Linked DNA regions of Homo sapiens: all the other regions are linked to region 2. The links are chromatin loops, found by intact Hi-C in ENCODE. Cell type or tissue: CD4-positive, alpha-beta T cell. All regions are shown on one strand.

Region 1 (8,000 bases), 300 kb after region 2:
AAATTTCAAGGCTCTTGGTAACCTTCTGGGGGGTGCCAGGAGGCCCTAATGAACACATCCATGTTCTAGACACAAAAGGGCAGCTTTTAGAAGGTTTTCCTCATTACTGGAAGCATTTTGTATAGACAGAATAGCCCTCTGACCCAAAGCCTGGCATAAAGGTGGCACTCAAATATTTGATGAATGAACGAATAATGGCAAGTGTGGTGGACAAAGGAGAGCAATAGTGAGGGACACGAAAAGAGCCTGAAACACCCTGCTTCTGGAAGAGGAATGACAAGATAAGAAGGCAGTGTTGGCAGAGTTATATAGAACCACCTTGTAGGGGATACACATTGAGTGTGGGTATTTGCACAGCTAAAGAATGTGCCCATTAGAAAGGGCCGCCCAGCTTGTTGTAGACTTAGAGATCTAAGGCTGATTAAGAAGTAGTTTCTGCCTTCAAGAGGCCTCAGGTCTGCAAGGATAAGAAAGAAGTAAATCAGAAATTCAGGTGGAGTAGGATAAACACTGCAGTTAAGGCAGAAAGCACTGTGTGTACACAGAGGAGGTGAGCAGGCAGCACCCAAAAAGATGGGATGCGTCCACTGGATTTGGGAGGAAGAATAAGTATTAGAGGACAAAAGGGGAAAGAATTCCAGGCAGACAGAACAGCCTGCACACAGAGAGGACCAGAGGCATGGGCAGCCTGGCGCATCTCTGCAGGCTGCAAGTGGCTTAGGGTGGCTGCAGGAGCAGGGATTTGAAGAGGGGGGAGAGGGGAGGGAGAAGAGGCTGGCTGAGCTAGGTCATGCAGGATCCAAGGGCAGAGGCTCAAATGGTGAGAAGTTTGCCTTTATCCTGAAAGCTCAGAGAGCCACTGAAGGCTTAGACCAGGAGTGGAATGATGTAATTTGCATCTTAGAGGGCCTGATGCAGAGGTTCTGCTGAAAAGAGCAAGACGGGGGCCAGGCAGACCAGTCAGGAGGCTGCCAGTTTGGCTGAGGAGGCAGATGATAGCGTCCTAGGCCAAGGCAATGGCAGCTGGAAGAGAGAAAGGGGGCTTCTGTTTGCGGGGCTCCCGAAGATCATGTCTGAGTGCCTCATTCTCTAAATCTCAGGCCAGCAGTGACAGATGAGGTTAGCAGAGAGGGCATACAGGAGTATATTGTTTACTTCTGTTCATTTTTTCCCCCAGGCAAAGACTCATACTACTCTGAGAATAAAAATAATCTGTTTATAGAAAAATTGGGAAATAGGTCAAATTTGAGTAGCTGGCTGGACAGCCAGAAGCCTAGCCCCTTATGTGGAAACAAGCATCTTTTCCCAGTGTGGAAAATCCATCTACTTTTCCATGTGTTTTTCATCACACTCAGAGATTCTCAATGGGGCTCAGGCAGGAGGGTAGAAAGCATTTTGCACCCCCCAGGGGACCTCTGGCAAGGTCTGAAGGCATTTTTTAGTTTTAACATCCTGGATAGGGGGTGTTTTTGGGATCTAGCAGGTAGGGACCAGGGACGCTGCTAAACATCCTACAATATACAGGACAGACCCTCCATGACAGAGAATTACCTACCTCAAAATAGTAGTAGTGCTGAGCTTGAGAAACCCTGCCCTAGTAAATGAGTGTAAACTAAAACGACAAGCCTCGGGAAACCTCTCCCCTAGGCAGGGCAAAGGGACCCTTGGATCATCAGAGCCAAGTTGGAAAAAGAGTATGTGAGGGCGGGTACCTGAATCAGGAAGTGTTATTAGAAGTTGCAGCTCTACAAATGAGCCAAGGGCTTGAGGCTTCCTTCCTGGGAGAAAAAGACCTTTACAGGAGATCCACAGTGCATGAACCAAAGGTGTCTATGACCCCCAGAGGGAAGCCCCAAGGTCAGAGGCTCCCAGAAGCACCCAGGCCCAGGTATCAGTCCTGACAGCAACTGGCACCAGCGAAAGGAGGTAGGAGGGATCCTGCTGGAATCACTCCCAAGGTGCAAGTGTATTCCCTGCTGAGCATCAAGGCCACGGTTGGCCCCTGTTACTGCCAGAGAAGATGAATGGTCCCCCCAGGTGTGCTGGTGGGGAAAGTAAGCTGACCATTAGCAAACAACGGACCCGACCTGAAATGCAGCTGACAAATGTGTCAAATGAGGAAGGAGAAAGGGGGCAGTGATTTCCAGGGGCCTGTGGTGTGCTGGCCCTCCAGGTGGGTGGGGCCTCTGCTCTTCCTCTCATCTTCTCAGGCTGCTATGGTCTGATGAACGTTGGTGCCCTCCACCCCAAATTCCAATGGTGAAACCTAACCCCCAAAGTGATGGGATTAGGAGGTCAGGTCTTTGGGAGGTGATCAGGTCACGAGGGCAGAGCCCTCACAAATGGGATTTGTGCCCTTGTACGAGAGGCTGGAGGGAGCTTGTTTGCCCCCTTTTGCCCTCCCATCACATGAGGACACATAGCAGGTGCCATCTATGAGGAACAGGCCTGGACACCAAATCTGCTGGAGCCTTGGTCTTAGACTTTCCAGCTTCCAGTACTTTCAGCAATACATTTCTGTTGGCCATAAATTATCCCTTCTAAAGTATTTTGTTATAGCACCCCGAAAGGACGACAGCTGCCATTTTGGGGCCCTGAAAGCACTCAAGAATGGTAGGAGGCCCAGCGGAGGCAGGTCTGTGGTCAGCTGGGGGCATCCTTTCTCATCCCAGAAGCCAGGGAAAAAGTCATTGTCACAAGGACATACCCTCTCTGGGCCCCCTGGCCCTGGACTGATCTCCACCTGGCTCTTTACTGGGCTTACCAGAGTACAGGCGTCACCGGGCAGACTGGCACCCCCATGGCTCTGGCACTTCTAGTTGGGTCATCAGTGCTGTCTGACACCCTTGTATCTGTTATCCCGGCTCAGCACAAACAATTAGAGAAGATGGAGGAGGGAGCAGAAGCCTATTTTGTCTAGGGCGGTCAGGGAAGGCATATAGGCTGAGACCTGAAAGATGCAAAGAAGCCAGCCATGTGGCGATCTGGGGGAAGAGCCTTCCAGGCAGAGGCAGCAGCACTGCAGAGGTCCTGAGATGGAAAAGCGTGACTTACAGGAACTGTCAGAAAGTCAGTGGGCTGGAGCAGGGAGGGGGAGCTGTGAGAGGAGGCTGGAGAGGCAGGGAGAGGCTGGATCACGCAGGACCTTGTGGGCCTGACTGGGACTTTGGATTTTACTGTAGGTGGGATGGGACCCCACTGGGGAGTTCACTCAGGCCTCTATGTGGAGACCAGACTGGAGGCTGGAGTCCAGTCCAGATAAGAGATGGTGGCTGCTTGTACCAGGGTGATAGCAGCAGCGGGAAAGGAGGGTTTGATGTGAGATATGTTTTGGAAATTGATCAGACAGATGTTGGTGATGATTTGGATAAGGAGTTAAGAGAAGTGAAGAATCAAGAAAGACTTCTGCATTTCTGCATTAAGTAACTGGGTGGATCATAGACCACTAACTGAGAGAGGGAAAACTGGAGGAAGGGGGAGAGAAAAATCAAGAATTCGGTTTTAGATCAACATGGACGCCACTGTCAGCCCAGCAGGGGAGGCTGATGGGGCAACACACGTTGCAGGGAAAGGTGGCGTGTGGTGGGGGGCATGGGGGACCTCACAGGATTCTCAGAAACCCTTGTCCAGTTGATCCTGCTTCTAATCTCGCCTCTCTACCTTCATCCTGTTTGCTTCCCAGAACATATTCTTAATTATGCCACTCTTCTGCTCAAGAGCCTCTGATGACTTCTCATTCCTTATCAGATGAAGTCCAAACACCATGGCCTCACCTGGGGTCTCAACCAACATTTCCAGTTTGAGAAAAAAATGCTGAACTAGAAGGATAGCCTGTTGGCTGAGTACACACTGCCCTCTGGTGGCCAAATGCCCAATAGCTGCATCTCCCTTAGGAGGGCACAGTACACCGCACACTGAGGCACGGGTAGGGCCAAAGCCCATCTCCAGGTCCCGTGGCAAGTTAACTCCCAAGCGATTTGCTTTCGGTCAGCTGAGCCTGCAGCGGGGCCACGGCCTTCCCTGTTGCACCCCTGTGGACTGGAGGCTGCACACACCTTGGGAGCAGAGAGGACTGTGAGAAGAGCTTCTCCTCAGTCCCTGAGGCCAGCTAGCCAATTGTGGAAGAAGAGACAGAGGGTCTGAGAGGCCAGAGTGTTGCAAATGGCTTCTTACCTCCTGAATCTGTTCCTTCATCACCCTGATCTCATTCTCTCGAGGTTCTATTTGCTTCTTCAGCTCCTTTATTTTGTAGTCAAGCACAAACTTGAATTTCCCTAGTTCTTGATTTTTCTTTTTCAGATCATAAATTCGCTTCTCCTGGGGGTGAGATGAGAGAGAAGTGAGAGATATTGTAAGGCCCTGGTATACTGCAGCCCTTTAGGGCAAAAGAGCACGAAGCCTGTGACTCTCCTGGTTGAAGAGGTCAACCAGGAGACTCCTCTCCTCCCTTCGTCAGTACAGAGGCTGGCACTCCCCCCATGGGGCTACAGCACAGACCCCTCAGCCTCTGTACAAGGACTCTCATGCATTCACTCACTCATTCATATTAGGTTGTGAACAGCGGTATTTTCCAACGATGGCCCCCACAGCATCTCCCGCCCCACACTCCAGCTGTTCTACAGCGTGACCTTGCTGCTTCTCCATCAGGAGGTGGAAGCGAATCCCCTTCCCTTGCATTTGCCTTGACTTGTGACTTGTTCGTAACCCAAATAATGCAGCAGAAGGGAGACTGTGTGGCTTCCAAGGCTAGGCCAAAAAAGGCCAAGCAGCTTTTATCTGGCTCTCTTGGGACACCTGCATTGGGGGAGGGCATCTGCTATGTAAGAAGTCCAACTACACTGAGACATCCAGGCTGGTGGGCACATTAGGGGCTCTGATCAAAAGACCCAGCTGAGCCTAGCCTCCCAGACACCCCTGCCAAGGTGCCAGACATGTGACTGAAGAAGCCACATTGGATGTTGATCTTCCAGCCTCCAGCTGTTTTGAGTCACCCCCAGTATTCCCAGCTGAGGCCCCAGACATCGGGGACAGAGATAAGCCATCCTTTTGTACCCTGTCCAGATTCCAGATCTGTAGCACCTGTAAGCAGAATAAAATAGTTGCTTTCAATCACTTAGTTTTTCTTTTTGAGATGGGTCTCACTTTGTCACCCAGGCTAGAGCGCAGTGGCACGATCTTGGCTCACTGCAACCTCTGCTTCTCAAGTTCAAGCGATTCTCCTGCCTCAGCCTCCAGAGTAGCTTGGATTACAGGCATGTGCCACCACTCCTGGCTAATTTTTATATTTTTGGTAGAGATGGGGTTTCACCATGTTGGCCAGGCTGGTCTCGAACTCCTGACCTCAAGTGATCCACCTGCCTCTGCCTCCCAAAGTGCTGGGATTACAGGCGTGAGCCACCACACCTGGCCTCAATCAGTAAGTTTTAAGGTTAATTTGTTGCACGGTGATAGTAATCAGAACATAAGTATATCCATCCATCAAACATTTACTGAATGAAGATCTTTTGTCAAGTATTGGGTTTCCAAATATAAATACAACACAGTCCCTTGCCCTTAAAAGAAAACACTAGTTGGGAAAGAAGACACAGAAGCAAATCTAAGCCTAAAATGTGATAAATGTTGTAAAGCACAGAAGGCAAAGTATATATTGAGGGTGCTGAGAATGACTGGCTTGAGAGCCAAGCGGTGGTTCATGGGGGAAGTGAGAGGTGAGGCTGGGGAAATAGAGGAGGGAGGTGAGGGTCTTCATGTTGGGGGAAAGAGTTCAGAATTTATCTCCTAGGCCAGGGGTTGGCAAACTCCAGCCTGTGGGCCACATTGGGCCTGCTGTCTATTTCTGTAAAACTTTATTGGAACACAGCCAAGTTAATTGACTAATGTTTTGTTTATGGGTGGTTTCACACTACAGCAGCGGTGTTGATTCGTTGAGACAGACCACATGGCCTCCAAAGCCAAAAATATTTACTACCTAGGTCTTTACAGAAAGAGCGTGCTGACCCCTGCTGTAGCAATGGGGAGCTGTGAGGGCTTTGAGCAGGAGAGTGGCAGCATTGCACCTGTACCCTGCCAGTCCATGGTGGTGGGAGATGGGAAGTGAGGCCATTAGACTGCTTAGGAGGCTGTTGCCACTTTCTAGGTGAGGAGGCCTTTGTCTCTTTCTTGTCAAAGCCCCCTTTGAGAATCTGAACAGAGCTTTGGATCTTCCCTAAAAACAAACAAACAAACAAACAAACAAACAAACAAACAAAACCCTGGATATGTACACCGACACTCACATGCAGAAATGACATCCAGGCATGATCCCATGATCCTATGTGATCCTTACAAGACCCCTTGAGGTGGTTATCATCCCCATTTTATAGGTGAGAAAATGAAGGCTTAGAGAAGTTGCTCGAGGTGCAATGGTCAATAAATGGAACCTGTGCCAGACCTAGTTCCCTAACACTGAAGCCCACGTCCTTGGCCCTTGGAGAATTCCACCTGCCTTGGGCCGTAGTGGCAGGGGAGATGGAGAGGAGGGCACGGAATCTGGATGTGCTCAGGAGGATGATACTACATACTGGGTATTGAGGTATCTGCCCCACAGAATGTGATGTCTCTGACGTCTGAGTGTTTTGTAAGAAAGGCATCCCAAAAGTGGAGGCAGCCTCCTGGACAGGGTCAATCCCAGGAGAGTCCCTCTGCGACAGGGGGACCATGTGGTCAGTGCGGCAAGTGAGCTGTCCCCAGCCCATGGGGAAGCGCCTCCAAGGATGCCTGGAGCAGTGGAGTCAGCTGACTCGGTTCTTATTGCAGCCTGTCACCTATTGAAGTGTGTGACCCTGGGCAAGATACCCAGCCTCTTGGAGTTCAGCTTCCCGAACCATAACACTGGGTTCTCAGGCCCCCTGGGTTGTTGGCAGAGCTGAAAGTGATGTGTTGACAGCGATTAGCCCAGTGCCAAGCACACAACAGGCACTTCACTGACGGCTGGTTCCCCCATCAAGTTAAAGAAATGCGTCCTGAGAAGCTAGGGACCCTCTCTCCCCTGAGCTTTGCCTTCCTCGCCTTGGCCCATCTGGCCGTAGCTGAGGGAGGACAGAAGGAGAGCTGCACCTTGTCTTGAATAGTCTCGTCTCTTTCCTGGATCTCTCGCTTGAGGCCTTGGATGTCCTTCTCCAGAGACTTAATGACTCCTTGCAGCTTCATCTGCTCTCCTTTTAGGGTCTCGATGTCATTGGTTCGTTCTTCAATCTCCTTCTGTAGGCTGCTGAACTAGAAAAGCGAACAGCAACAACAAAGACCACTAAAGTCAGAACTCATCTCCATCCCTCCCACTGTCTCAGTGTAAGGGGCTCCCCACCACTGGCCACCTTCTGTGGACTGAAAACACTTAGCATTCAACATTTCTGGGATTTTAGGAGTGAATATCTGGAGCATTTGGGACGGTTCAGGAATTTCCCAGGCCAAATGGATGATGTAGTATTCTGTCCCATAACATCCAGGCCCATTCTCCATATGAGAGGACTGACTGTCTTCACAAGAGGTTCCAGAGACCGGTACACCAAGTGGACCAGAGACTTCTATGACCACACTGATCTTGAAAAGCTGGGATCCACACTGCATCAAGGTCACAGAAAGTGGGCCCTAACTGATGAGCCATCTTAGCCATGACCAAGAAGGGAAGACTGATTGTTCCCTGGATTTACTAGTGTGCTTTCTAATAGGAAGAAACTTCAGCTTGCTTTGAACTTAGCTTTTCCAGGGCTAAATGTTTTGGGGAAACTGAGTTGAATCCTCCCTCACCCCTGATGGTGAGTGAACTAAAAACATCTTCCCCACTTTGTAAACTAAGCATCCTACACCCCCATTCCCTCTCCCACCTGTGGTGCTGAACAGGAGCCGCCCATGACTCCCTGGACCAAGAGCCCGAGGATGCCTCCCGGCCAAGACTTCATCTATCTCATCCCCAGAAGACCTTATTTCCATTTCCATTTCCATCGGAGGGTTATCTCAGAAAA
Region 2 (8,000 bases):
GGAACCAAGCACACAGCAGTGTCAGTCACAAGGGAAGTGACTGCCACTGCTGACGATGCACTGCCACACAGTTCCCTTGGATTCTTACAACAGCCCTGGGACCCAGTCCGGGTTGGATTAGCTACCCCATTTTACAGGGAGTGAAATTGAGACTCAGGGAGAAAGGGGCCTCTTTGAGGCCTGAAGCTGGAAAGTGGAGGAGCCGTGGTGTGTATCACAACCCCTCTACTGCAGGAGGTCTGGGTCCCCTCCTCCCCGCCCCCAGGGAGGACCCTCAAAGCTAGACTCCCATAGTTCAGGCTGATGGAAAAAAGGGTGGACTGTGCCCAAACTGCCAGGGCTAGTATTTTGCTGCGTATCCATACACTTCCCAGTAAAAGATGTGTAGCTAGTTTCCGTTTGCTGCAGTCTAACTCTGCCCCGCCAAATTCCTTCACCAACACCCAACCACCCCCTCCTCTCTTGGCAGCCTTGTACACCAAGCCAACCCGCCCAGGGCACACAAAGCTGGATAAAGGGGAGGTATCAGTAGTTGCAAGAAGAAGGAAGAAAGGGAGGAAGGAAGGAAGGAATTATGTTAAAACAATTTTCTTGTTAAAGGAAAGAAAGAGGGAAGAGGAAGAGCAGCTGGAAAAGGAAACTATAAAGGAAACTAAAAAAAACACTATAAAGACATTTCAAATAAGAGACTGAGCAAGTAAAATGTGCAAGAAAGTGCATATACAAAAATACACAAGGATGACTGTGCATGTGCACAGGTATGCTGCGAGAGTGTGCAGGCACAGATTTCTTGAGCCCTGGCCGGCATGCGGGCCCAGGTATGCGAGAGGGGGCAAGAAAGCAGCTGAATAGGGAGTGTGTGTGGGGGTGGAGGGGGTGAGCTGAGTGTGGAAATGAAGGCAAGAGGGTACGAGAAAGTGTGGCCTGTGCCTGGGGCTGAGAATGTAGGGGGTTGTACTTGGGGAGTTACACCTGCTCCTTCTTGAAGCCCTAGGCTCATTCATATAATCAGTAAAAAAACAGGGATTTTCATGCTCCCTGAAGCAAGAGTTAATAAGGAGCTAAGCACAGAAATTTCCTTAGATAGCCTGTCAGAACTCTCTTCTGGATCCCTCAGATCCCCGAAGCCTCCCAAAGGATTCCCCACCAGATCTTCCCTTCTCAGCAGATTCCTCCCCATGAGCACCCGCCTGGAACCACCACCCCACATCCTTTTCTACGCCTCTCACCCCAGTGCACTTCCCTGCTTCTCAGGCCAGATCCGACACCAGATCGCTCTGGATCCCTGCCCCTGTTCCTTCAAAAGTGGAGCCTTCCTCAACCTAATCCAGCCTCCCGGCCCTGCCCTGTGGCCCCTCAGGGAGATCCAGACAACCCCCAGGCTGGGGCAGCCTCCCTCTCCCATTTCACAGCTCAGGCAGGTAGCGCTCCCCACCCCCAACCTGCTCCAACTCAGGGGCCGTGCACTGGGGGGCAGGGGGGCTTGAAATGGGGAGAAAGTCTAGCCCCTCCCCCTCCGGGGTGGAAGAACCAGAGGGGCAGCATTCCAGGGAAATGGGGGGGCGCCTAGCACAGAGAGTGCAGAGACACCAAGAGATGGGTGAGAGACAAGAGGCAGAGACTTAAGGAGGGAGACAGAGACCCAGGGAGAGGAAATAGAGAGACCCAAGCGGAGAGAACAGACTCAGGGACAGGGAACAAGACGACCCAGGGAGACAGAATCGAGAGACCTGGGGAGAAAGAACAGAGTGACCTGGGGAAAAAGAATGGAGACAGCTGGAGAGACCCTGGGATTGCAGGGGCGTGAGATTGGGAGGCACTGACACGGGGAGGCAGAGACGCCGAGGAAAACAGAAAGCAGCCGAGACAGAGACGCCGGCACGGCGATGGGGAGCCGGGACGGGACGGGACGGGACGCGGGGCGGCCACTGAGTGAACTTTCGGAGAGGGTCCGAGTGGCCACGTCCTCACGGGACAGGTCGCTCCAGGGCCTCCAGGGCGTTGCACCCGGTTGGGGGCGGGTACAGCCCGTTCGGCCCCTCCCCATCCCGTGCTCGCGAACGAAGGGGGTGGGGGGGCTTCAAACTCGCGCCCGGCGCAGCCCGGGACCGCACGTGCGCCGGGGCCGCGAGCGAGACCCGGGCGCGCCGGCTGCGGATCCCCCGCCGGCTGGGAGGGGGCGCCTGTGCGGCGGGGGCGGGGGCGCGGCCTGGACCCGCCCGGAGCCCGGGGCTGGGGGGTCTGAGGGCCGCCCCCGGAGCGCGTCCGCGCTAGAAGGGGGGACGAGGCGGGACCGATGAGGGGGAGCAAGAACGCAAACGGGAAACTTTGCGCTGGGTGGGGGGGGCGGGCTGCGGCTAAGGTGCGGTGGAGAGGGAGGGAGGCGGCGAGGGGCGGCGGGGAGCGAGCCAGCCAGCAGCGCTGGGGGCGCGTCTGCCGCGGGGTGAGCGGGGAGGAGCCGCCAGGCTGGGGCGTGGAGGGGGGGCTTCGCCGAGGCTGCGGGCGCGGCAGGTGGGGGCGCGGCCCGGCCTCAGCGGCGCCCTCGTCCCCCCCGGGACCGCCCCCAGCTCCGCCGGGTGGACTAGCGGGGAGGGCAAGGAGAGCGGGGAAGGGACGGGAGCGGAGGGGGCTGGTGGGGGGCCGGGGGGTCACTCACCGCCTATCCAGGGGCCGTCGGTCCGCATGTCCCCCCGCAAGCCGCTAGGGCCGCTGCTCCCACTCCTCTGCCGCCGCCGCCTCCACCTGGTCCCGCTCCCGCCACCGCCACCCGAGCTGGAGCCGGAGCCGGAGCCGGAGCCGGAGCCCGAGCCCGAGCCGGAGCCGAAGCTGGAGCCGCCGCCTCTGCCGCCGCCACCGCTCCCGCCGCTCCCGCGCCAGCTCCAGCCGCGCGCTCCCCTCGCGCTCGCGCCCGCGCCCCTGCCCCTGCCGTGCGCGCCCCCGGCGGCGCCCCTCCCCTCGTGCACTCTCGCTCGTAGAGCCGCGGAGCCGCTGAGGCCCAGACAGGCCACAACCCAACGCCAAGTCGAAACCGACCGGAACCTCAATATTGAACCCGAACCCCAATAATGAACATAGACAGACCAAACTCTGATACTACATCCAGATCCTTCTAGTGGCTCCCAGCCCTAGCATGAACCTAATACCACTCTAGGACCCCATTTCCTCCCCATACAGATCTGAACCTGATACTGAGCCCACACCTTGCCCTAAACCCAATATTGAGTCCAAAGCCCTTAATCTGCCCCCAAATTAGCACAAGTAGTAATTTTGTTGTGAACCTCTATACTGATCCCAAATACCAATTCTGACTCTAAATCTCTTTATTACTTCTACTTGCCCTAACCTTGATAGTGACGCTAGCACCAACGCTGGACCTTAAATGGAACCCTGTACTAATGCTCAGCCCCCAGTCCCTAAATGAACCCTAAAGTCCAAAAGCTACCTTGCTATGGACCCCAGTTATCTCTCTTCTGAACCCCAAGCCTTACATAAAACTCCAGTACTGCTCTCCCATTCCCAGATCAACACCAATGCACTCTGAATTCGATTCTCAATTCCAGAGTTGGGATTGGGTCACCATAAAAGGACCCCCAAACACAGATACTGACCTGAAACCCCACCCAAACTTGAGACCATTTAGGACCCTAAACCAACCCAGCTTTAATAATAATCTTGGAACCCAAGATAAGACTGGCTTTGCAGAAACTCCACACAAAGCCCCTTCATCCTCATGTTCACCCTCCACTTCTCTGACCTAGTGTCAACCCCAAGCAGAGACTGACTAATACCCCAATATTATACCAATTCCAGCTGTGAACCTTACATTGGCCTCGGAATTAAAGACATGATAATGCCCTCTAAATGTAATTTAAATGTCAGTACTGAGTTTCTGACTTCTCATACCAAACTCAAATAATGACCCTAGAAATTTCTGGGTGAAACCAATAACCTACCTGAAGATTTATTCCAAGACCTACTGATCAGAGGGATTTGATGAGCTTCAATCCAAGCGCCCCTGCCTCCAGACCCCGCCCCCACGCAATCCGTGTTAAAACCACTTAAGAGTCAGCCAAAGCCACACCAGCTCTTTCCTATCTACCCCACCCCTCCTCCCCCCGCCGCTTGCTAGGCTTCACCATGAAGGATGGGGGACCTACCCCCACTGCCCTGGGTCAGGTAACTGAGCAGAAAAAGAGATGAGGTTTCTCCTCTGTGGGGTTTCTTCTGTGGGGTCTTTCTGATAACCCTGTAAGTTTGGAGTCAGGTGAGAAATAAAATTTGGAGATCGTTGAGGTGCCTGGATTCAGGGATCACGTGGTAATGTGCAGGGCATGGTTGCTGTGGTGTTCAGGGATCTGGGCTGAGGAATCAGGTTCTGGTAACCACCTGATTCACTGCCTGTTTTTGTCCTGAACTTGAATTCACAAACAGTGCGTGTGCGCCCCCTGGCGTATGAGGAGGGGATGGGACTGGCTCCAGTGATTCTGGACAATTTGGTTTGGATGACAAACGGATCAAAAATGAATATTTCCAGTGAGTGGTTTTTCACCATTGGTAATTTTGGTGCACCACGGGGGAGGTATTGCAAATTTTATGCATCTTTAAGCATTTTTGCCTTTTTTTCCAGAACTTTGAGGATTTAGAGATTCCCTCTCGGCCCCCAAATTTTAAAAGTATACTTTTCAGCCAATTATTCCTGCCCATTGCTGAGTTATTAAAACAGTTCTTTTCCTTGGCTTCATTGGCCCACCCTCTCCTCACTGGCTACTGTCTCTGATTCCTTTACCACCTCGTCTTCTGCTCTTCCGGGACTCTGTCCTAGGCCTCCTCTTTTCTCCTGCTCTGCCCCTTTTCTCTGGATCATCTTGACCACTACCAACCATATGCTGATGACTTCCAAGTCTCTATCTCCAGTCTGGGCCGCTCCTGTGAGCTCCAGATCCATATAACTAAGAGCCTCCTCTGTCCCGCCCACCCCAGATCTGCTTACCTTCAATACTGCCCGTCTCAGGCAGTGGCATCTTCAGCAATTTAATCACTGACATGCAGAGACCTTCCCTCCTGCACCACTGTCCAATCAGTCATCAGTCCTGCAAATTTTGAAAAACAGAGACTAGAGACCATATGGCTCCATGAGGGACACATGCAGAGAGTTTCTGGCTTTTGGGTTTCAGTCCACACACGCACAAAGCCAAACTGGTCCTAACTTCTCTTGCATGCAGTTATAATATAATGCCCCTTAAGACTTGCTCTACTGGCCAGGCATGGTGGCTTACGCCTACAATCCCAGCACTTTGGGGGGCTGAGGCGGGCAGATCACCCGAGGTCAGGAGTTCGAGACCAGCCTGGCCAACATGGTGAAACCCCATCTCTACTAAAAGAAAAAAAAAATACAAAAATTAGCCAGGTGTGCACCTGTAATTCCAGCTACTTGGGAGGCTGGGGCAGGAGAATTGCTTGAACCTGGAAGGCAGAGGTTGCAGTGGAGATTGCTCCACTGCACTCCAGCCTGGGCCACAGAGCAAGACTCTGTTTTAAAAAATAAAATAAAATAAAAGACTTGCTCTACCTTTAGTGTGTTTTGGCACCTCAGAGCCAACTGTACCTGTTTGGAACCATTGTTTCCTCCAGGAAGCCATCCTGGCTGTCACCACTGTTTGTATCTGTGCCTATCTCCCTGACCTGTGGACAGCAGTTCCTTGCAGGCAGGAGAAATGAGTCCACCTTGTTCCCTGTCATATCCCAGTGGCCAGCACAGGGTCCTCACACACAATAGATACTTGATACATATTTGTTAAAGAATGAAGATTGACTTTCCTATCTGTGCTCAAGGAACCATCAGACATAAATGACTAAGTGAGGGAACAGCTCCCTGACCAAGTCTTAGAGCTCATCCAGCCCCAGTCTTCTGTAGCCCTGGCATGCACTAGAAGAGGGGCTCGTGGTGTTCGCTAGCCTGTGTGCCTGCTAGCCTGGGCCTTGGTAGTCCTGAAGCTCTGGCAGCCCTGTTCCCTCTGCCCCGCATTGTCAAGGCTACTGAGCACAGTACTGGAAGGTAGGTGAGCTGGGACCCCTGGCTTCCTGTGGTTGAAGTTAGCAGATGTGCTCACTGCTGTGCCAACCAGTCTCTTGCTCCAAACCCCACAGGGACACAGGGGTCTCAGAATCCTAACCCATTGGCGTCTGCCCTCTCATTCACCCACATGTGGCAAAGTGTTTGTCGAGGCAGGGCAAGAGAATGCCTGTAAGCAGCCTGCCCAGATCTCTGCATGTACGCCATCTGGAACTAGATACAAACCCAAGGTAATGAAACTAGAGGCCTAGGTGCCAAAGCCACATGGATGAGAAGCTCAGGTGGCCGGGCCTGGGAGAGCGTGATAGCTGCTGAAGGAGAAGAGCCAAGGCTCTGTCCAGTTTGCCAAACTGTGAGCACGGGGTCCACGTGGGGCTGCCCTGCTGCCCTGCTCCTGGGCCTGGCGGGGAGGGATGTCCTTGTGCTCATCTGTGAAGGCCGAGTGGCACCATGTGGTCATTGTGTGTCTGCTGTGTTCCAGCCCCAGGGTGCAGGGTGAGGAGAGAGCCAGATGTCAGCTCCCACTCACTGCTCACCCTTTGTCCAGGTCCTGGGCCAACTGGACACTCTCTGCAACTCATGACGTAAATACACCTTTTGGTCATCCCTTAGTTGGTCTAAACCAAATTAAATTCAGCTTGAGTCTCTACCCATCAGATCAGCAAGATTTCCCTATCACTCATGGCTGCCCTTCAGCTCCCTCCGATCATCCATGAACTCCAGGGGTTTGCACAATCCCAGAGATGGTCAGTCCGTGCTCCACAGCCTTGCAGAGAAAGGTGGAAGGATTTTTCAGGCTGCTGCTGCTGCTGTTGCAGACATCAGTGGTCACAGTCACAGGGCTTCCACTATTTTTTGCCCATCTGCAGGGCCTCACTTGTCCAACCTGGTCCTTGGGAAGATAACCCTCTACTCCCTCCATCCCAGCTCTTTCAAGAGGACCTCTCCCACAGGCCCCCGCAGTTGCAGCCCTTAGTCCTTGGCTTTCGAATCGCATGCAGCCACTTTCTTCTGGGGGCAGGTCAGGGTGGGATGGAGAATGCCTGTTCCCCTGCCCCTCTCTTCCATGCCAAAGCATCAATTCCCCAAGACACAGTGGTATTCTCCCTCTTAGCTCAGACACAAGAACTACAAAACGGCCTATTTACTTTCTCAGGTATGAGGTGGGAGAAAAAAGGCCCAGGACTTAGAACACAAAAGCTTGACTAATGCTTTTTTAATTAAAAAAAAAAAATTTTTTTTGTAGGGACAAAATCTCATCATGTTGCCCAGGCTGATCTCGAACTCCTGGGCTCAGGAGATCCTCCAGCCTCAGCCTCCCAAAGCGCTGGGATTACAGCAGCCATGAGCTGCAGTGCCTGGCCCTGGCTAATGCCTTTCATTTCTTCCGGCTGAGTCACTATGGGCAGGGAGAAATGATACAGGAGTTAATTTCTCAATGAACACTGCTTATGTTTCCCGGAGAAAACAGAAGCCACCACAGGAGGACTCCCTCATCTCCCACTACCAAATCCGCAAACCCACACACCTCTCCTCCTTCCGCTCTGTCTCCCCTGTGCTCAGGGTGCTCCGGCGCCTCCAGGCTTTGCTCTCTATTCCCCGTCCACTGCACCCTCTTCACTATAGCATTCCCATCTGCCCATGCGCATGTCTTTCCCATCCTAAAAAAAATTCCCTCCCTTGGCCCCACACGCCTCTCCAGAGTGGGAGAGACTCAAGTGCCTCTCTGTTCTCCTTCCCCACAAACCCAAAAGCCATTTCTACAGGACGCCTCTATTCCTCCATCTCCTGCTCGCTCCCCAACCCACCACAACCCTGCTTTCTGGCTTTCACTGATGTTGCTCTTTTTTTTTTTTTTTTTTTTTTTTTGAGACTGAGTCTTGCTCTGTCGTCTAGGCTGGAGGGCAGTGGCGCCATCTCGGCTCAC
Region 3 (8,000 bases), 230 kb before region 2:
AGCCTTTAATGGCCCTGCTGCATTAAATCTAAACTCCACACCTCACCTTAGGGCCTTCTGTCATCGACTCTGCCCTGCTCTGCAATCCTCGGTCTCACTACTCCCCGCCCCCCACCATTCCTCACAAGCCGCTCTCAGCTCTCACTGAAGCTTACAAAATATTTCGAGTACTCTGTCTGCTAGAGCACTTTCCCAGGTCCCCACATGTCCTACCCCAACCGCCAGGTCCCTGCTTCAGTGCCCATCTCTTCCTCAAAGCTTTCCTTGACATCACTTCTTATTTATTTACTTATTTTTTTTTAAATCGCCACTTCTTTGTTGTCTCTGAAACACTTCATCTCATTGTCTTGTCCTTGGTTACTTCCTGTGAGTCTCAGCTTTCAGTCTTTAAAATTCCCAGGCCCAGGCACCTCTCTTCCTAAATGCCCCACACTGCCTGGAATAAAGCTGAGTAAGTAACAAGCTGTCAGTCAGCAGTAATCCTCATAGACTGACAGAAGAAGTCATTGATATCTCTCCCTTGGCCTCTCTTCCTCTGACTTAAGGGCTACTTGGGTGGTATTCATGTGAATCCGGGCAAGGAGCTGTCAGGGCTATTTGAATGACTATTTCCTTGTAATTTCCTCCACTGGATTTTTTATTCCAGCTCTTAGAGGAGAAATAGGAACATGAATAATGGTGCTGGTCTCAGTGAAGAGACCTGTCTCTTCAAGCTTCTTTCTTCAAGCACAGAGAAGCTCATGTGCTTCCCTGCAGCACACATCTATCTCCATTGTTACCATGTGAAAGACATCAATCCTGTTATGGCTGAGGGAAAGAGGAGCTTGTTTTTACAGCTACATGGCAGGATCAGAAGCTTCTCAATCTTCTCCTATACCACTAAAAAAAAAGCGCACGCGGACGCGCGGACGCGCGCGCGCGCGCGCACACACACACACACACACACACACACACACAGACACACACAGACACACACATGCACATGAAATTGTTTTACCCTTTTTTGCCTTTCCAGAGCAAGGAATCCTTAAATTCTCAGCTCTGTATTCCTCCCTTCTTTTCCTTCTCTCTGATAAAGTTTAGCTTTCCTCAGCCTTTTAAAATGTCCCCAGGTAAGTAAAACTATGATACTATGATGGTGGCAATTTAAGTATTTTAAGTGTGGGGAACCTAAAACATACAGTTTTAGAAGTGTCTTTGATTCACCAATAGTGATGAAATGGAGCCACCACACAGGTATGAGCAACATCACAGTGTAGCTGTGAGGGCTACGTGGCCTCCTCTCAGTTAGGTGGGACCACACGACTGAGTACTGATCTGTGGAACGTGCGCTGCAGGGAAGCACATGAACTTCTCTGTGCTTGAAGAGAGAAGCTTGAAGAGAGAGGTCTCTTCACTGAGACCTGCACAGTTCTCCATGTTCCTGTCCATTTCTCCTCTGGGAGCTGGTTTAGAGAATCCAGTGAAGGACTCCAGGCCCTAGGGCCTGGGGGAGTCACTAGATGAAGTCTGTGGCCCTAAATGAATTAGGTAGAGCAGAATTCCTCCCCACCAATATAGAACTGCACCAGATTGTGACAGGAGAGAAATAACCTTTATTGTGTTAAAACCACTGAAATTTGGGGGTAGTTGGTTACACTAGAGTTCACCCTGACACTAAAATGATAAATGAAAAATGAAATTATTTTTATTTTTATTCTTAAAGTTAAAAATAACAAGTATTCTTAAGTATTGCTTCAAAGCAATTCTGTCTAAAGCTGTCTTCTATTACTCTACCAGCCCTTTCAGGAGAGCCCTTTGGGCACTATGGTGGAAGCTGTAGAGGCCACTCAGTAACTAAAGGGCTTATTCCCCAGCTGCTGGGATGGTGAAGGACAGAAAGGCCTCAACTGTCAGCCCTCTTCAGGGAATGCATCTGCTGAAGAGCGCTGCCTGGCCCACGGCCATGCCCCTTCCTGGGGCAGCCCTCGTCCAATGACGGGTCAGGAGGAGCTGTAAAGGCACAGCTCTCTCACTCTATGGCTTAGAAAACATGGATTATCTGAGCCCTAGTCCCCATGGGGTGGGCTGAGGCCTTTTACTGAGACTGAATCACGGCCCGATTTTTCCCCCTATACAATCTCCACATCTTTCCCTTTTCTTTTCCCTTCTTCCTCATTTCCTTTCTTTTCCTTCCAGGAGTATTGATTCCATAACCACTCCCTAATAAGCTTTTCACACCCTAATCTTTATCTCAGAGTTTGCTTCCCCTGGATCTCGGCCTGAGACAGGTACTATATCCCGATGCAATATTGTGTTGCGCGACTCTACCTCATTATATAGCCCAAATACTATATTTTCCAATCAAAAATACACAAAATCACAGTGGGATGGAACCTTTAAAATTGAGACTCTGCAAAAATTCAGAATGTACTATACTATTAAAAGACTGTTTATAAGAAAGTAAGAAATACCACAGACATTTTGAGGGCCCCTCTGAGAAAAGGAGCTCTGAAATTGTCTTAAGGAAAATATTACCTCCTTGCTTATAACCAAATAAATTATTAAATACATAACAGAGCTACATAAAAGTTATTAAGGATCTATTAATATTATTCATCTGTGCTGATACCTTGTACTATTGTAATTATAGCAGTTACTTTCTGAGTGTTCACAACACAGTGCTAAGAGCTCTACACACACTATCTCATTGAATAAATGACAGTTAAGAAATGACCCAAAGTCACATAGCCAGGACTCAACGTTAGGTGGGGTGGATTCCAAAGCCTCAACTCTTATGTTCCACTATGTTGTAATGCCTCTACTGTCTTGCATATTCAAGCTCTGAGAGAGGTTAACACTGTAAGGAGTATAGTTCACTAAGTAATTTGCAGGGGAGCCTGGAACATAAGGCAGATATAGAGGATTCCAAAACACACACTCTCTCCTCTCACCCCTCCATTGCCTCCTCTGATGGCTTAGACACTGGCCTGCCTTTGGATGCCCACGGTCTAGTAAGTGAGTTGAAGAACTACTCCATGCAGGATTTTGCCAGAAGTCATTCCAGCGCTAATCTGTCCTGTGGCAATCAAAAGGTTCTTCTGCCCTCTTGTGGCTCAGGGTGACTGCTACATATCAAAGCTCCATTAAAAAGCTGAAACACCATATAAAGGCACTTGGCAGCCAGGCACAAAACAGCAGAAGGCAACGCTGATTGGCTTGAAATGGAGCCTATTTAATAACCTAAAAATTTGATCCGCCACTCCTCCATGCCAACTATTGCTCATAATAAGAAAGTTAGAAAGAATAACAGAATACTAGAACTCATAGAAAAACAAACCCAAGAACCCAGTATCTCGTAATTGTAAGGAATATAACAACCAGCTACATCCATTTACAACAATGATAAAAGTTTAAAACATTATAAGCCCCAAAGAAAACTCCCCATCCTTGCTTTTTTACACCTAACAGTATATTTCAGAAATCTTTTCATATTAGTGTATACAGAGCCTCCTCATCTTCAGGTGCAGAGTACTCACCGGATGGGGGAACCATGATTTAATTAACTTGTTCTCTACTGGTAAACATTCTAATTGCTTCCAAATTTTTGCTATTAAAAACAATGCTGCAAATAAACAAAGTGCTGCGATGGGTAACCTTGTGCATATATCATTTTGCAAGTGTGCAAGAATCCCAGTAGGGGAATTCCTAGAAGTGGAAATGCTGGGTCCAAGGGCAAGGGCACATACATGCCTTTGCACGACTTCTTGAAACTTTTTCTTCTGTTGGTTTTCCCTCCTATCTGTCTGGCTGCTCCTTCTCAGGCTTCTTCCCATTGTGCCCTTCCTCCTGCTTACCCCTCCTTGGTTATCATTTCCCCAGGACTTGGTTTTTGGTCCCCTTTCATCCTATCTCCTCTCTCCCCAGCAGTCTCACCCACTCTTATCTTCCAGCTATCAGTTTTCTTCCCAGAAAGAAACCAAAGTTATTATTTCTGGGTTTTATGCTTCCAGTTATTTTATGCATATGTATGCAAACCTATATATAATATATATGCTTATGTATGTATAACTATGGAGATACACACAGACAACTTCCCCGTCCTCTTGTTATAAATGGTAGCGTTTATATCCTCAATGGAAGCAGTTTTAAGGGGATGCCGCCAAGCAACAACCTTCACAGGAGATAAAACTGTGGCCCCCAACACTTTTCAACCTATAGTTGAATTCTTTGCCAGGCAACTGGAGTGAACTCAAAGGGGAAGATTAAAAGTATTGTCTCCCACCCTGGACTACTCGCCAAGTAGCCATGCATTAATTTAAGGGCTAGAGGGAAGGATAGAGCACAAAGGCCAATAAGTAAAACATCAGAGACTAAATAAGTCTCTGATACCTTCACAGATATGGTTACATACCTGTGTAAAGGTTTGGTTTGACTTTTTGGTTTTTCTTTCTTTTTTTTTTTTTTTTAATGAGACAGGGTCTTGCTCTGTTGCTAAGGCTGGAGTACAGTGGCTCACTGGAGCCTCAATCTCCTGGGTTCAAGCGATCCTCCTGCCTTAGCCTCCCAAGTGGCTGGGACTATAGGCACGTGCCACCACATCCGACTGATTTTTCATTTTTATTTTCGGTAGAGACGAGGTCTCACTATGTTCCCCAGTCTGGTCTCAAACTTCTGGGCTCAAGTGAACCTCCTGCCTTGGCCTCCCAAAGTGCTGGGATTGCAGGTATGAGCCACCAAGCCCAGCCTGAATTTTTTTTTTTTTTTTTTTTTTTTTTTTTGAGACAGAGTGTCGCTCTGTTGCCCAGGCTGGAGTGCAGTGGTGCCATCTTGGCTCACTGCAAGCTCCGCCTCCTGGGTTCACGCTATTCTCCTGCCCCAGCCTCCCGAGTAGCTGGGACTACAGGCGCCCACCACCATGCCCGGCTAATTTTTTTGTATTTTTAGTAGAGACTGGGTTTCACTGTGTTAGCCAGGATGGTCTCGATCTCCTGACCTCGTGATCCGCCCACCTTGGCCTCCCAAAGTGCTGGGATTACAGGCATGAGCCACCGCGCCCGGCCCAGCCTGACTTTTTTTTAATGAAAGTTTTTAACCACAAGTAGAGAGAATAGTATAATGAACCCCATCCTACAGATTCAACAATTAAAACATTTTACTTCTGACTTCCTTTCTTCCTTTGTTTTTTCCTTCCTTCCCTTGCCCCCTTTTCTTTCTCCTTCTCTCTTTTTTGGCTGCATTATTATAAAACAAGTCCCTGACACCATGTCATTTCATATCTAAATACATCCTTCTGGACATTATAAAACACAAAGACATTTCTTTACACGACCACAATATCATTAACACAAGGTAAATTTCTTAATTTCATCAAATGCTCAAACTACATTCATATTTCCACAATTATCTAAAAAAAAAAAAATCTTTTTACAGTTAGCTACTTAAATTTTGAAGGAAATATATAGCCAAATAAACTCCAAGCCCAGCCTGCAATGGCTTGTGACTATTAAATCTTACAAGAATTCCCAGGCTCCCAAAACCCCCAACAACAGGAAATGAACTGCTGAAGCTGTCCAGCTCCCGGAGGGACATTCTTCCACTGCTCAGCCTAGTGTGGCCTTGGCAGATAATGGTTAAGGAAGAATCACCCTATTTCCCTTAGATATCATCCTCCTATCCCCTCCAACCACTAATCTACTTTCTGACTCTATAGATTTGCCTGTTTTGGACATGTCAGTGAAACCATTAAATATGTGGCCTTTGTGGCCTGCTTCTTTCTCTCAGCATAATGTTTTCAAGGCTCATCCATATTGTAGCATTATCAGTATCTCATTCCTCTTTATTGCAGAACAGTCCATCGTTTGGATATACCACATTTTATTTTTTTATTTATCCCTTCTTCAGCTGTTGTGTATTTGAGTTGTTTCCACTTTTTGGCTACAAGAAATAATAGTGCTATCAACATTTTTTTTTTTTGAGACGGAGCCTTGCTGTGTCACCCAAGCTGGAATGCAGTGGTATGATCTCAGGTCACTGCAACCTCCACCTCCCGAGTTCAAGCGATTCTCCTGCCTCAGCCTCCCGAGTAGCTGGGACTACAGGTGCCTACCACCACGCCCGGCTAATTTTTTGTATTTTTTAGTAGAGACGGGGTTTCACCGTGTTAGCCGGGATGGTCCCGATCTCCTGACTTCGTGATCCACCTGCCTTGGCCTCCCAAAGTGCTGGGATTACAGGCGTGAGCCACTGCGCCTGGCCTGAATAGATCTTTTATCCATGCATGATTCTGTAACATCCTAACAGTAGTCATTTGCGCATTATGGGTTCACTGAGTTATACACATCTTCCAATGATTTCACATTCGTTATAAAATATCAAAAAATCTCATTTGTTAATATATCTACTGACTGTATCAGACAAGTGTTTAAATATTGAGATGTCAGGCTTATGGCAGCAGATGTAAGTTTTTCAGAATTCTAGTCTTCACTTGAAAGCCAGAGTTTTCTCACTGCAAAAAAATACTGCCAGTGGTTTCCCTTGAAGTGACAGGCTTACTTCATTCATCTTTGAGAAAAGGTCTGTCAAAACCCAGTCTAAATAACCATACTTTGTCTATCATTTCTTTCAAGTAAAAATGGTACCCCCAAAAGAGCAGCTAGTTCAGCTTGTAGTACAAACAATCCATACCATGAGGGCTTTTCCTTGGGGCAACAATAAAGCTTCAGTGTGCAGTGGTAGTGTTTTATGCGTATTTTTCCCATTTCATCACCACATTTTTTTTGAGATGGGTTCTCACTATGTTGCTCAGGCTGGCCTCAAGTGATCCTTCTGTCTCAACCTCCTGAGTAGACATTCGTTTTTGAGTGAAACAACGCATATCCAAAAATTGAGATTTCATGAAATTAAATGTTTCGTCAATAACATTTTTAAGTAAAATTGGCTTCATTTTATTTCCTACCACGTGTGGCAGTGAGAAATATAATGACAACTATAATAGCAGTTTAGTGCTACTGATTTGACTTGTGCTAAGGGGCAAGCAGCTTTACCTGCCATCGCTTTGTAGCATCAGTGCAGATGCCAACACAGTGCAACAGGCAACCAAAATACACTTGACCAAACTTTAATAACCACTCTACAAAAGACAGTAGTTCTCTGCTTTGCTCAGAGAGACTAAGTCTTATAAGCACAGCTCTTCTTGCTTAAACTACCAATACACTCAGCTTTATGTTTCAGATATTAAGTGCTGGACTCTTCCCTCAACATTTGTTTTTTGTTTGTTTGTTTTTTTGAGATGGAGTCTCGCTCTGTCACCCAGGATGGAATGCAGTGGCGTGATCTCAGCTCACTGCAATCTCCACCTCCCAGGTTCAAGCGATTCTCCCACCTTAGCCTCCCGAATAGCTGGGATTACAGGCACATGCCACCACGCCCAGCTAATTTTTGTATTTTTAGTAGAGGTGGAGTTTCACCATGTTGGCCAGGATGGTCTCGATCTCCTGACCTCCTGATCCACCTGCCTCGGCCTCCCAAAGTGCTGGGATTACAGGCGTGAGCCACCACGCCCAGCCTAGTTTTTTCTTTTATTGAGTTTCATGCCTTTTTTTCATCACTATATATCCCCTTCTGTGTGTGTGTGTGTGTGTGTGTGTGTGTGTGTGTGTGTGTGCGCGCGCTTTTGTTTGTTTTTTAGGAGACAGTCTCGCTCTGTTGCCCACGCTGGAGGGCTGTGATATGATCATAACTTACTGCAATCTTGAATTCCTAGGCTCAACTGATTCTCTTACCTCAGCCTCCTCCTGAGTAGCTAGGACTACAAGCACACGCCACCACGCCTGCCTGATTTTTAAATTATTTACCATTATTATTTGGTAAAGACAGAGTCTTGCTATGTTGCCCAGGCTGGTCTCGAACTCCTAGCCTCAAATGATCCTCCTGCCTGAGCCTCCCAAAGTGCTGGAATTATAGGTGTGAACTATCATGCCTGACCTCTTCTAGTTAGTTTTTAAGTTATGCACTTTACA

Evidence for each region. Hi-C counts contacts between places; a loop is a spot of excess contacts. Peaks named below come from ENCODE experiments on the same cell type or tissue, not always from the same donor. Only the 100,000 strongest peaks of a DNase experiment are listed, where the experiment ranks them.
Region 1: it touches region 2 in a loop (4-fold over the local background); 27 of 110 quality-filtered maps call a loop at or near these places.
Region 3: it touches region 2 in a loop (4-fold over the local background); 42 of 110 quality-filtered maps call a loop at or near these places.

Annotation. Positions count from the first base shown.
Region 1 is chr1:43,223,300-43,231,299 of GRCh38, reverse strand. CFAP57 (cilia and flagella associated protein 57) reads right to left here. Exons shown (of 23, transcript NM_001378189.1): 17 at 7,096-7,254; 18 at 4,174-4,317. The region is part of intron 1 of LOC105378685 (a long non-coding RNA gene); the gene reads left to right. Among named protein-coding and RNA genes, the nearest start is that of TMEM125, 43 kb to the left of the region's middle. In CD4-positive, alpha-beta T cell, CTCF peaks have their summits at 3,640 and 3,841 (motif pointing left); a DNase peak (open chromatin) is centred at 3,859.
Region 2 is chr1:43,525,747-43,533,746 of GRCh38, reverse strand. It overlaps PTPRF (protein tyrosine phosphatase receptor type F), which reads right to left and starts at 2,864. Exons shown (of 34, transcript NM_002840.5): 1 at 2,657-2,864. RefSeq lists enhancers at 1-315, 316-817, 1,446-2,018 and a silencer at 2,084-2,153. In CD4-positive, alpha-beta T cell, CTCF peaks have their summits at 4,257 and 4,457 (motif pointing left); DNase peaks (open chromatin) are centred at 2,076, 2,316, 2,946 and 4,426; H3K4me3 peaks cover 694 bases; H3K27me3 peaks cover 2,542 bases.
Region 3 is chr1:43,758,711-43,766,710 of GRCh38, reverse strand. All of the region lies in intron 2 of ST3GAL3 (ST3 beta-galactoside alpha-2,3-sialyltransferase 3), which reads right to left. Among named protein-coding and RNA genes, the nearest start is that of ST3GAL3-AS1, 35 kb to the right of the region's middle. RefSeq lists enhancers at 2,861-2,920, 2,951-3,040. In CD4-positive, alpha-beta T cell, CTCF peaks have their summits at 2,890 and 3,100 (motif pointing left); a DNase peak (open chromatin) is centred at 3,080.